Regions from separate parts of the Homo sapiens genome. Here region 2 is linked to region 1. A link is a contact called in ENCODE Hi-C or POLR2A ChIA-PET data. All regions are on one chromosome and are shown on one strand. The core of a region is the stretch at or near the end of the contact, and the rest is flanking DNA. Distances in the headings are between cores, read along the strand shown.

Evidence for each region. A loop is a pair of places that touch in the nucleus more often than their neighbours do. ChIA-PET counts read pairs that join two places held with the same protein, here RNA polymerase II (POLR2A).
Region 2: a map of Right ventricle myocardium inferior shows a loop between it and region 1 (2.3-fold over the local background). The contact joins the enhancer-like site here to the promoter of DACT2 in region 1. A Hi-C loop is called at or near these places in 2 of 168 maps with a recorded cell type or tissue (Right ventricle myocardium inferior and prostate gland). POLR2A ChIA-PET finds 5 or more read pairs at or near these places in 1 of 52 experiments (activated T-cell).

Annotation. Positions count from the first base shown.
Region 1 is chr6:168,318,527-168,324,193 of GRCh38, forward strand. It overlaps DACT2 (dishevelled binding antagonist of beta catenin 2), which reads right to left and starts at 1,251. Exons shown (of 4, transcript NM_214462.5): 1 at 862-1,251. The coding sequence starts at 1,107. RefSeq lists a silencer at 4,000-4,168.
Region 2 is chr6:168,168,814-168,174,480 of GRCh38, forward strand. No RefSeq gene overlaps it. Among named protein-coding and RNA genes, the nearest start is that of FRMD1, 92 kb to the left of the region's middle. RefSeq lists an enhancer at 1-675. Within about 2 kb of position 3,370, at least 2 of the 41 ENCODE cell types and tissues checked have a DNase peak (open chromatin) inside an H3K27ac peak, as active enhancers do; they include prostate gland, where a contact is called at or near this core.

The DNA.
Region 1 (5,667 bases), core at 1-2,500:
TGTAACAGAGGTAACACAAGTAAACATATCTTTCTCCAGCCTTTTTAGTTTGTCTTTAAGAAAATACAGCAACTACGAAAACGCTTGTGAGTTGTTTCCAGTAAGTTTAACAAAATCATACAATAACATAATAAGCAGAGGGGTAATGAGTGGAGTTCCTTTCATTGTGTGAAAGGAGGGGTTCAGAGCGCCCAGGGAGTGCTGAAGAGGGCCCGTGGCAGGGAAATCAGAGTCTCTCTCCTCTGGATCAGAGGACACGCCTCTCCTTACAGGTCAGGTCACATTTTAAAGTTGAAGAGGCCTTTGTCAGTTACATGCTTTCCCCCAATACTTTATTACAGTGACGCGACCTTAAGAAAAGTCAGCACATTCCTGAGGACAAGTCGGGGTGCGCTTTACCACGCGGACACTGTTGCCCCTAACCCAAGACAGCAGGGGGGACCTGGTCCCCGGGGGGGGAGTGATGCCAGGATCCCGAGCCGACCTCCGCCAGGGGAACGCCGGTCAGTGCCTGCAGGTCAGATCAGTGCTGTAACCCTGTAACGAACAGGGTGTCTCTCCCAAATCTGCCAGCTTCGGGATGCTGGCGTGGGTAGGCGCACATCCACGCACGGCGGAGCGCGGGCTGCAGCCCCGGGCAGTTTTCAGGGTCCTCACCTGTGCGCTTCACCTCTAGGCACCTGCGCGCGGGGCCTCCATGTCCCCCTCCTTGGAGACCGAACTGCATTCCATTCAAATCCCAAAGGACGTCCCCTCCATCCATCAGACACCCCCGTCCCACTAACACACAGTCGCTGCCGAAGGAGCAGCGCCTGTGGCCCGCACACCTCGCAGCCCCGAGTCCCGGCGCCCGGTCCTTACCAGCTGCTCCTGCAGCGCGGCCAGCGCCGCCTCCAGCTGCTGCTCGGGGCCGTGGAGGCCGTGGGGGCCGCAGGGCGCGGCGGGCGCGGGCGGGGGCTGCAGGGCCAGGGCGCCCCGTACCCGCTCCTGCTGCGTGGCTCGCAGCCCCTGCAGCTCCTGCAGCCCCGCGAACGCCGCGCGCAACCTCGCGCCCAACCTACGGCGGTCCCAGCCCGCGGACCCCGGGGGTCCGCCCGGCGTCCACATCTCCCGGGCAGGGTCCCGGCCTCCCGAACCCCACGAGCGGCGCCGGAGGCCCAGCGCGCGCGGATCCCGAGCTGTGTCGCGGGTCCTCCTGCGCCTCCTCTCTCCGCCCCCGGCTCCGCAGGTCGCCAAGGTGGGCTGGAATCTGTGGCCAGGCGCGGAGGGCGGGGTCTGCACGCGCCCCGAGGTCACCGCGGCCTCCCCCGGACCCGCCCCGCCGACCCCCCAGGGCCCCTCGCCGGCTGCGGGCAGGGCGGGCGCACCCAGACCCCGGGGCCAGCTGAGCGCCTCCGTGACTTCAGCGGGGAGGGCCAGCCGGGAGGAGGAGCCCGGGGGAGAGGGGCAAAGAGGCGCAAGTGGAACAAAGGCGGAGAAAGGCTTGTTAATGTTTTAAAATGTTTATAAAGATAAACTATTGGGACATTATCACATTGCAAGGACCGTGTTACCATTACAGACGCAGTAGAGATTTCAAAACCGTGTTACCCACGTTTCCCAATGGGTATCTGCAGTTTGGAAACCGCACCTCGCTTTTTTTTTTTTTTTTTTTTTTTTTTTTTTTTTTTTGAGACAGTGTCTCGCTCTGTCGCCCAGGCTGGAGTGCAGTGGCGCGATCTCCTCTCACTGCAACCTCTGCCTCCCGGGTTCAAGCGATTCTCCTGCCTCAGCCTCCCGAGTAGCTGGGACTACAGGCGCCTACCACCATACCTGGCTAATTTTTGTATTTTTAGTACAGATGGGGTTTCACCATGTTGGCCAGGCTGCTCAGCTTGCTTTTTAAATTTTTAAAATAATTGCTTAAGATGCAGTTCACATACCATAAAACTCACCTAATTTAAGGTGTACAGTTCGTTTTTAGTATATTAACGAAGTTGTGTTCACCACCCCCAAAAGAAACCCTGTTCTCATCGGTAGCTACCCCCATTCCCTCTCCTGCACCCCCACACATAGAACCACCACCCCGCAGGTTCTGGAAGTTCATGGAAATGGGGTCACACGCCAGGAGGTCTCTGTGGGGGCTCCTTTTGGTGAGCGTTTTCAAGGTGCGTCTGTGCTGCAGATTGCGTCAGAACTGTATTCCTTTGTGTGGCTGAATAATACTCCACTGCATGGCTGTGCCAAGTTTTGTTTATCCATTCATCTGCTGATGACATGTGAGTTGTTCCATTTTTTAGCTATTACGAATAACGCTGCAAGGACATTCCTGTATGAGTTTTTGTGTGGCAATATGTTTTCATTATACCTAAGAGAGGAATGGCTGGATCGTAGGTGACTACCGTGCTTAATCTTGTGAGGAGCTGCCAGGCTGCTTTCCAAGTGGAATCACAGCAGCCAGCGGGGTATGAGGGTTCCATTTCCTCAGTGTGCACACCAACCGCTGTCTTTAGTCCAGCAGATGTGAAGTGGTATCTCCCTGTGGTTTTGATTTGTGTTTCCCCGATGGCTAAGGACGTTGAGCATCTTTCCATGTGCTTGTTGTATACTTCCTTTGGAGAACTGTCTATTCAGATCCTTGGCCCATTTTAAAATTTAGGTTGTCTTTTCGTTATTGAGATGTGAGTATTCATTATACAATTCCCTTATCAGACATGATTTGCACTTCCCTTATGAAATACATGATTGACAAATAATTTTTCCATGTTGTGAGTTTTTTTCATGTTCTTGATAGTGTCCTTTGCAGCAAAAAATGTTTGTAATTTTGGTGAATTCCAGTGTATCTACTTTGTTGTTGTTCCTTATGCTTTGGGTGATCTAACAGAGCATTGTCTAATCCAAAGACAAAGTTTACAGCTATGATTTCTAAGATTTTGCTGTAGACTTAGCACTTACATTTAAGCCTTTGTTCTATTTTGCATTAATTTCTGTATATGGTGTGAGGTAGGGGCCCCTTCTTTTACATACCCAGTTGTCCTAGTACCATTTGTTGAAAAAACAATTCTTTCCCTGTTGAATTGTCTTGGGACCCTTGTTGAAAATCAGTTGATCCAGAAATCAGTTTCTGGTTTCTCAGTTCTGTTGCGTTGCAATATATGTCTATTCTTATGCCAGTACCACACTGTTTCAATCATTGTAGCCTTGTAATAAGTTTTGAAGTCAGGAAATGTGAGTCCTCCAATTTTTTCTTTTCCAAGATTGTTTTGGCTGATCTGTGTCTTTTGATTCTTTTTTCTTCTTCTTCTTCTTCTTCTTCTTCTTCTTCTTCTTCCTCTTCCTCTTCCTCTTCCTCTTCCTCTCCTTCTCCTTCTCCTTCTCCTTCTCCTTCTCCTTCTCCTTCTCCTTCTCCTTCTCCTTCTCCTTCTTCTTCTTCTTCTTCTTCTTCTTCCTCCTCCTTTTTGAGACAGGGCCTTACTCTGTTGCCCAGGCTGGAGTGCAGTGGTGCGATCTTGGCTCACTGCAACCTCCATCTCCTGGGCTCAAGCAATTCTCCTGCCTCAGCCTCCCAAGTAGCTGTGATTACAGGTACATGCCACCACGCCTGGCTAATTTTTGTATTTTTAGTAGAGATGGGGCTTGGCCATGTTGGCCAGGCTGGTCTCTAACTCCTGACCTCAGGTGATCCGCCTGCCTGGCCTCCCAAATTACAGGTGTGAGCTGCTACTCCTGGCCCGTGTCTTTTGATTTCTATATGAATTTTAGTATCAGCTTGTCAATTTCAGCAAAGAAGTCATCTGGGATTTGGATGGGAATTGCAACTAAATTTGTTTACCTATTGCAGGTATTGCTACCTTAAGATTAAATCTTCTGAACCATAAACATAGGATGTCTTTCCACTTATTTAGGTCTTCATTAATTTCTTTCGACAGTGCTTTGTAGTTTTCAGCATAGAAGTCTTGTACTTGCTTAATTTATTTCTAAGTATTTTATTATTTTTGACACAATTGTACATGGAATTGTTTTCTAGTTTTATTTTCAGAACATTCATTGTTAGTGTATAAAAATTAAATATTGATTGGAAGGCCAGGCATAGTGGCACACACCTGTAATCCCAGCACTTTGGGAGGCAGAGGCACGTGGATCATTTGAGCTGAGGCATTCCAGAGCAGCCTGGGTAACATGGCAAAACCCTGCCTCTACCAAAAATACAAAAATAGCCAGGGTATGGTGGCATGCACCTGTAGTTTCAGCTACTCAGGAGGGAGGCTGAGGCTAGAGGATCCATTGAACCCAGGAGGTCATGGTTACAGTGAGCTGTGTTTGCACCACTGAACTCCAGCCAGACAACAGAGTGAGACCCTGTCTCAAAAAGAAAAAAAAAGATTCTTGTATATTGATTCCTACAACTCTGCTGAACTTGTTTATTAGTTCTAATAGTTGTGTGTGTGTGTGGGTGTGTGTGTGTGCATGTGAATTTATTTGTACTTTCTACCTAGAAGCTCATGTCATCTGGAAATAGAGACAGTTTTACTGCTTTCTTTCCAGGATGGGTACCTTTTACTTCTTTTACCTGCCAAGTTGTTCTGGCTACAACATCTAACACCATGTTGAACAGAAAGGGCCAAAGAAAACATTCAGTCTTTCCTGTTAAGTATGACGTCAGCTGTGGGTTTGTCTTAGATGCCTTTTAAAGATAGAGAGAGATGAAGATAGTGACAGAGAGAGAGACAGACTGGAGGTGAGCCCTTTATCAGTTATGTCTTCTCCCTGTATGTGAGCTCTCTGAATCGTGTCCTTTGGTAAACAGAAGGTCTTAATTTTTACATAGTCTTATTTATTATTAATCTTTTTGTGCCCTTTTGAAGAAATGTTTACTCACCCAGGTTATTGAAGACATTACCTAATGCTGTCTTCTAGAAACCTTATCATTTTGCCTTTCTTATCTAGATCTATAATCCACCCAGAATGGCTTTTCATGTGCTGTATTTGGAGGAGGTGTCACAATTTACTTGTTTTTAAGCACATATTCCAGTGCAATATTTATTGAAAAATCTTGTCCTTTTTGAACTCTTGCATGTTGCCGCCACCTTTGTCCTGAGTAAAATATCTGTGTGTTTTCCGGAATGTTCTGGGTCTTAGTCTCCATGTGGCTAGTGCATCTGTCTGTTCTTGCACTTGTCATAATTGTTTTGTCTTTAAAAGAAATGCTGATATTTTGTAGAGCAAGTTCTCCCACCATATTTTTCAAGGGTGTCTTGAATATCTTTGGTACTTTGCTATATTACATAAAATTTAGAATCAGCAAGGAAATAAATACCAGAAGTCTACTGTATTTTGATAAGACTCCATTGACTCTGTAGTCCATCCGGGGAGAAATTACATCTTTACAATCTTGAACATTCTATTACTAATCCACAGACAAGGAATACCCCTTTATTTATAAAAGTTTTCTTCTTTTTCTTAATACTTTTAGGTTCAGGATACATAGGCAGATTTGTTGTATAGGTGAATTGCATGCCACAGGGATTTGGCATACAGATTATTTTGTCACCCGGGTAATAAGCATAGCACTGGATATATAGTTTTTCCTTCCTCACCCTTCTCCCACCCTCTACTCTCAAATCGGCCTTGGGGCCTGTTGTCTTCTTTATGTGCGCGTGTATCTGATGTTTAGCTCTCACTTGTAAG
Region 2 (5,667 bases), core at 2,120-4,619, 150 kb before region 1:
CTGAATACAGTCATTAAGCGGGGGACTTCCTGAATACAGTCATTAAGCGGGGGACTTCCTGAATAGTCATTAAGCGGGGGACTTCCTGAATACAGTCATTAAGCGGGGGACTTCCTGAATACAGTCATTAAGCGGGGGACTTCCTGAATACAGTCATTAAGCGGGGGACTTCCTGAACACAGTCATTAAGCGGGGGACTTCCTGAATACAGTCATTAAGCGGGGGACTTCCTGAATACAGTCATTAAGCGGGGGACTTTCTGTGTCGCTCATCAAGGCTGATGCTCAGGCTTTAGCCTGCACTGCTAGGGCGTGGCTGTGTCACCCACTGAGGCATACGGCACAGGACAAGGACTGAAATGGGAAACTGAATCCACGTGGGGCATTGCCCATTACAGAGCAAGGTGTTCCAGCAGAGACTTCCCAGAGCCAAGTCTGGCACAGATGTCGCTTCTCCATGCAAAGTTCCCTACACCCCAGGTCGATGTAGCCTTTTGTAGCTTGGCTCTCAGGACACCGGTCCACATTACTCCTGTGGTTACAATCACACTTTGCTTTATCACATTTCAACACTGAGCAATGAATGTGAGCAGGTGAGATTGCTGGATGTTTGCATTACAGCCTGGGAGGAAGAAGAACAGGAGGGCAGAGTGTGGTGCACTTACAAAATATTCGCCTCGGTGGAGGAAATGTGTGCTAAGAAAAAGATCCTCATTTTGGAAAAGCTTAACTGCTTTAATGAAGTAAATGTAAAGTTTTCTTCAGGTGAACGTTAAGATTCACTGACTTAAAAATAAAGCTTCGGCAGGGCCAGTGTGTGTCCTCTGTCCCCATGAACCACTCTGTCTCAGGAAAATGAATTCCACGTGGGATGAGTGGTGTGTTGGTGATTTTCCACGAGGGTTGAGTGGCGTGTTGGTGATTTTCCACGTGGGTTGAGTGGCGTGTTGGTGATTTTCCACGTGGGTTGAATGGCGTGTTGGTGATTCTCGCATGTTTTGGGGGTGTTTATGGCCTGCGATTTTTCTGCAGAATCCCTGGGGTGTAGCAAGGGAGGCCCAGGCCACCCTGGTCCCTCCTTCTTTGGACAGGGTTTACTCTTGGGCTTCTCTGATGTGACAGTCCGGAGCTGGATTCACTCCCATGGTCTCTCCCAATCACCCATGAGGTTCTGCTTAGATTTAAACAGACAAGGGTCAGAGATGACACGTGGAAGTGACGTGCTCACTAAGTTGTGTCTTCAGAAGCAGTTCCGCTGTGAAAGTTGTCAGAATCAAAATGGAGTCACTTACGTTAAAACCCTGAAAAATAGAGCCAGGAAAGGCTGTAAAGGGAGGGTTCTTATGTATGAATGCCTGACAATAGGAACTGTCACAAAAGACTCTGCAAAACCCACGTCTTCATACAAGAGCATCTCGACCTTACACAAAAGTACAGACATCTGCCCAGCAACTGCCTGTCCAACCCGGGACTGGCACCACCTTTGTTATTATTGATTCTTGTAGCTAAGAATAATTATCTCAAAACAATGATGTGACCTCCATCCTCATTTTTCCTTTAAAAACCTCCATCTTCCTTTACCTCCCTGAATATGCACATAGTTTACTATAGCAGACGTATTCTCGTTGCAATGCCTATTCCCAAATCAATGTCATTTTCTTTTAGAGAGCCTGTCTCTGTTTGTTCTTTAGGCTGACAAAGATGGTGCTCAGTGCAGGAGCTGAAGAAACATCACGACTGGAAGGATGGGCTGTTCTTGGACCTGTGTGCAGTTCTCACTGGACCCCGTTGAGCTCTCTGTTTCCATGGGGATTCCATCACCTCTTCTGCCTAGGTGAGTCCTCTCTCAGGCTGAGCCGCCCTCATTTCGGTACAAGCTTTTTTACTCTGTCTGGGATTTGGTTGGGTTATAAGACCACCTGAAATAAAAGAGCTCACACCCCTTCTGGGATAATGGGGGACTTTTTGCCTTCTTGGCAAGTTCTCTTGGGTATAAAGGCCAGTGCCCCTCTGGTTTGAGTGCCATGCTTCCTGTGGATTTTACCTTCTGCCTCCGAGGCTCTTGTCTTCTCGGGTGGATTGACTTTGGACTCTTTCTGCCCAACATAATGTTTTGTTGGATCGGAGTGTCTAGTTAGAATTTTGTGAGTGCTCTGATGTTGGCTCATTTTGGTTTAGTTTTGTGCATCTGTAAATAATTTGGCTCTTTTTCCCCTTGACTGTTTCTAAAAAATCTTCCCAGAGCAAACACAAACATTCTTCATGGTGGGTGTGGGATGGCTAACTAGAAGCCACTCAGCAGTTGCCGCCGTCTAAGACACTGACCCAAGCTCCTGACACTGCTCCACAGGATCTATGGGCTTTTCTTGGCTCTTGAAGAAATGAAATGGAATTCTCAAATACTAAGGCCACCGAGATTTCTGGGACTCCAAATGGTTACAAGCATTTCCCGGCGCATGTGTTTACATCACTGGTCATCATGGGGACCTTTTTTTCTTTTTTTTTGAGATGGAGTCTCGCTGTATTGCCCAGGCTGGAGTGCAGTGCCGCAATCTTGGATCACTGCAACCTCTGCCCCCTGGATTCAAGTGATTTGCCTGCCTCTGCCTCCTGAGTAGCTGGGATTACAGGCGCGTGCCATCATGCCCAGCTCATTTTTCTATTTTTAGTAGAGACGGAGTTTCACCATGTTGGCCAGTCTGGTCTCGAACTCCTGACCTTGTGATCTGCCTGCCTTGGCCTCCCAAAGTGCTGAGATTACAGGCGTGAGCTACCGCTCCAGCAATGGGGATCTTTTGAACTCCCCAAGCTCATTTTTCCTTCAGGCTACAGCTACAGAGTTAACTTGTAGAGTCTTTTAACTTTTCTCTCTCTCTCTATATATATATACATATTTTTTTCTTCCTACTTTGCATTTGCTGACTCTTCTGCAGATGTTGAGAAAAAATTCATTGCTTATCACATGCCAGACAAGGTTTTAAAAAAGTCTTAACGGGCTTTCAAATTACTGACTTTACAAATTACCACACCTCCATGGCAACCAACAACAACCAAGACACCTTTTGGAAATGTAAATTTAGGTTTGCCTGACTAACAATTGCTTAGAGTAATGGAACAGTTAACTGAAGGAATGACATTACAAAAGAAAAAGTAGTAGAAATTGTTTATAAAATTAGGCCCTAAGATCAAACAGGTCAAAATCTTGAGTTCACAGAAAAAATATAAAAATATTTCTGTCTGGCATAAAAGTTGTTTTGTCTTGCCATGAAGGGGCAGAAAAGTAAAAAAACTCTGCTAAAATGGTTCCCTGCCTGCATAGACTAGTCAACCAAACCAGACTGGTAAAACCAGATAGATTTATTGCGGGTCCAAGGCCACCTGGAGAATTTATTGTATATAATTCAGCCAGCCCTAGCAGAAATGTCAACACTGAAAATTCAACCCTAAACTCATTTGAAACTGAACAAACGGTAAAAAAGAACAAAGTTTTCTTTAAAAGTCAAACTGCTATGGAAACTGCTTTACCCAAAACGTTGGTCCACCACCTTCATTAGATTATCTGTCAGGGAAAAAAAAGTTTAGCCACGTGAAGGTGTCCCAATTTGTCGGAAACATAATTTGGGTCTAACTGTCTTTTCTATACTGATGAGTTGGTATGTTTACCGTATCATGACTAAAATCCTAAAATGCAAACTGTAAGATCTTTGTGTGTACACGTGTGTTTAGGTGTACTTACATGTATCCACATGTATGATGTTATATATTACATCTACATGGTAAAATCTGGCATAATCAGCTAAAAATTCCTTCAGAAAATTTATTCAGTTTGGCTTAAATAGGTGCTCATAGAAGTTGTTAAACTATATAGTAATTAAGTATCTCTTAGTTCACATGACTTCAGTAACTGATAAATAAGCTGGTTTTAACATTGTTGTTAAAATAAAAATAGAAATGTTTTTAAAATTGTCAGCACACATTTTTACCTGAGGTTGCTGGCCAGACGGTTTTATATTTGTCTTCACTTAAGGCGTCACGGTTTGACACCAAGGTTATAAAACTATAAACTCAGCCTAAAAGCAGAATAATATTTGTTTGTATAACTCTTTGATAAATAAGGCTAATATAATGTTATTGATTTAAGAAAATTAGCTGTATCTTCTGAGTCATCACCAAAATATCCATGTATTTTACTTTAAGTTTCTTACTTAGGTGAAGTACATTATATTCATAGGCTAGAAAAATGGTTACTAGGAAAATAACAAAATGATTAGCTTTGTCTAATATCTTAGTTTTCATAAGTAATATAGGTAAACCATTAAAAATAAACAAATTAGGTAAATTTAAATGGGATAAACATTTACGAATGAGCTTTGCATGTAAAGTCTTAACGTCATGTTAAATTAAGTTGTGGATACCCATAAAATGTCTGGGTGATTCTCAAATAAGATAAAATGTTAATATTGGACAGACAGTTCAAAATTGCTTTGGTTTTAACTAAAAATTAGGGTTACTAAGAGTTAAAATTTGGATTTATATATTTATGTGTGTATGTGTGTGTGCATATATATATGATTCTATATAGAAAGTGTGCCAAAACTTAAGATGTGCTTTTAATGACAAAAATGAGGAAGGCATAAAGTGTGTTTTTTATTGAAAAAAGAGCAATTCTGTCTAATTCAGAGCTTATTTTAAAAGGTTGTTTCAAAGTATGGATTAAAGAAAAAAATAGAAGCAAGATAGAAACTGGTAAATAGGTGACAAAGATATGAAAAGAGTTTTAAACATAAAATTGTATTTATGGTAAAAAAAAGTTTAAAAAGAGAGTAATTTTGTAGGAGAAAGAATCTTGAGTGGTGCATTTTTGTCTTAAAGTAAAATAACTGGTTATGTAAGAAAGAGGATGCATGGGGCAGAGCAGAAAGTCTTAAGTGTGTAGTGGGAGGTCTGTGCAGGTCACAAATGGTTCATGAAGGATAGATTTATGAAGGGAATGTGTGTGTAATCAAGTTGGCTATAATTAAAAGAAAATTATTTATATGTCCATCTAAAGATTGAGATTTGATATTAAAAATACACTGATACAAAACTTGACCAGCCTAAGCAACATAGCAATATCTGTCTCTTTTTTTAACTTGTATTTTAGGCTCAGGGGTACATGGAAGGGTTTGTTATATAACAGGGGTTTGTTGTGCAGATTACTTCATCACCCAGGTATTAAGCCCAGTACCCAATAGTTATCTTTTTTGCTCCTCTCCTTTCTCCTACCTCTTTTTTTTTTTTTTTTTTAACGAGGGGGAAAGAAAAAAAAATACACTGATACAAAGCTAAAATTTTCCCCCCATGTTAGAACAACAAGATTTTAAACAAAAATATTGATCTGCTCTTGGTAAATATTGCAAAAGGTTTTGATTTCTAATTCTGAAGTCTATTTCTTTACATTTTCAACCATCTCCTGAAGGGCAGCTTCTTCCTGTTTTAGTTAATGTTTCTGCCAATTTTTTTTCTGAGATCCATTTAATGTACCTAGTTTCAGCTTAGGAATGCTGTTTTCTTCATTGAGAATAATGATTTTATTTCTCAGGGTGGAATTTCTCTCCAGAAGCTTCTCAGGTTCCTGTTCAGAAGTTTCCCTTCTGCTGTTTCTTGCTGTATGTGATTTGCCAGCCAT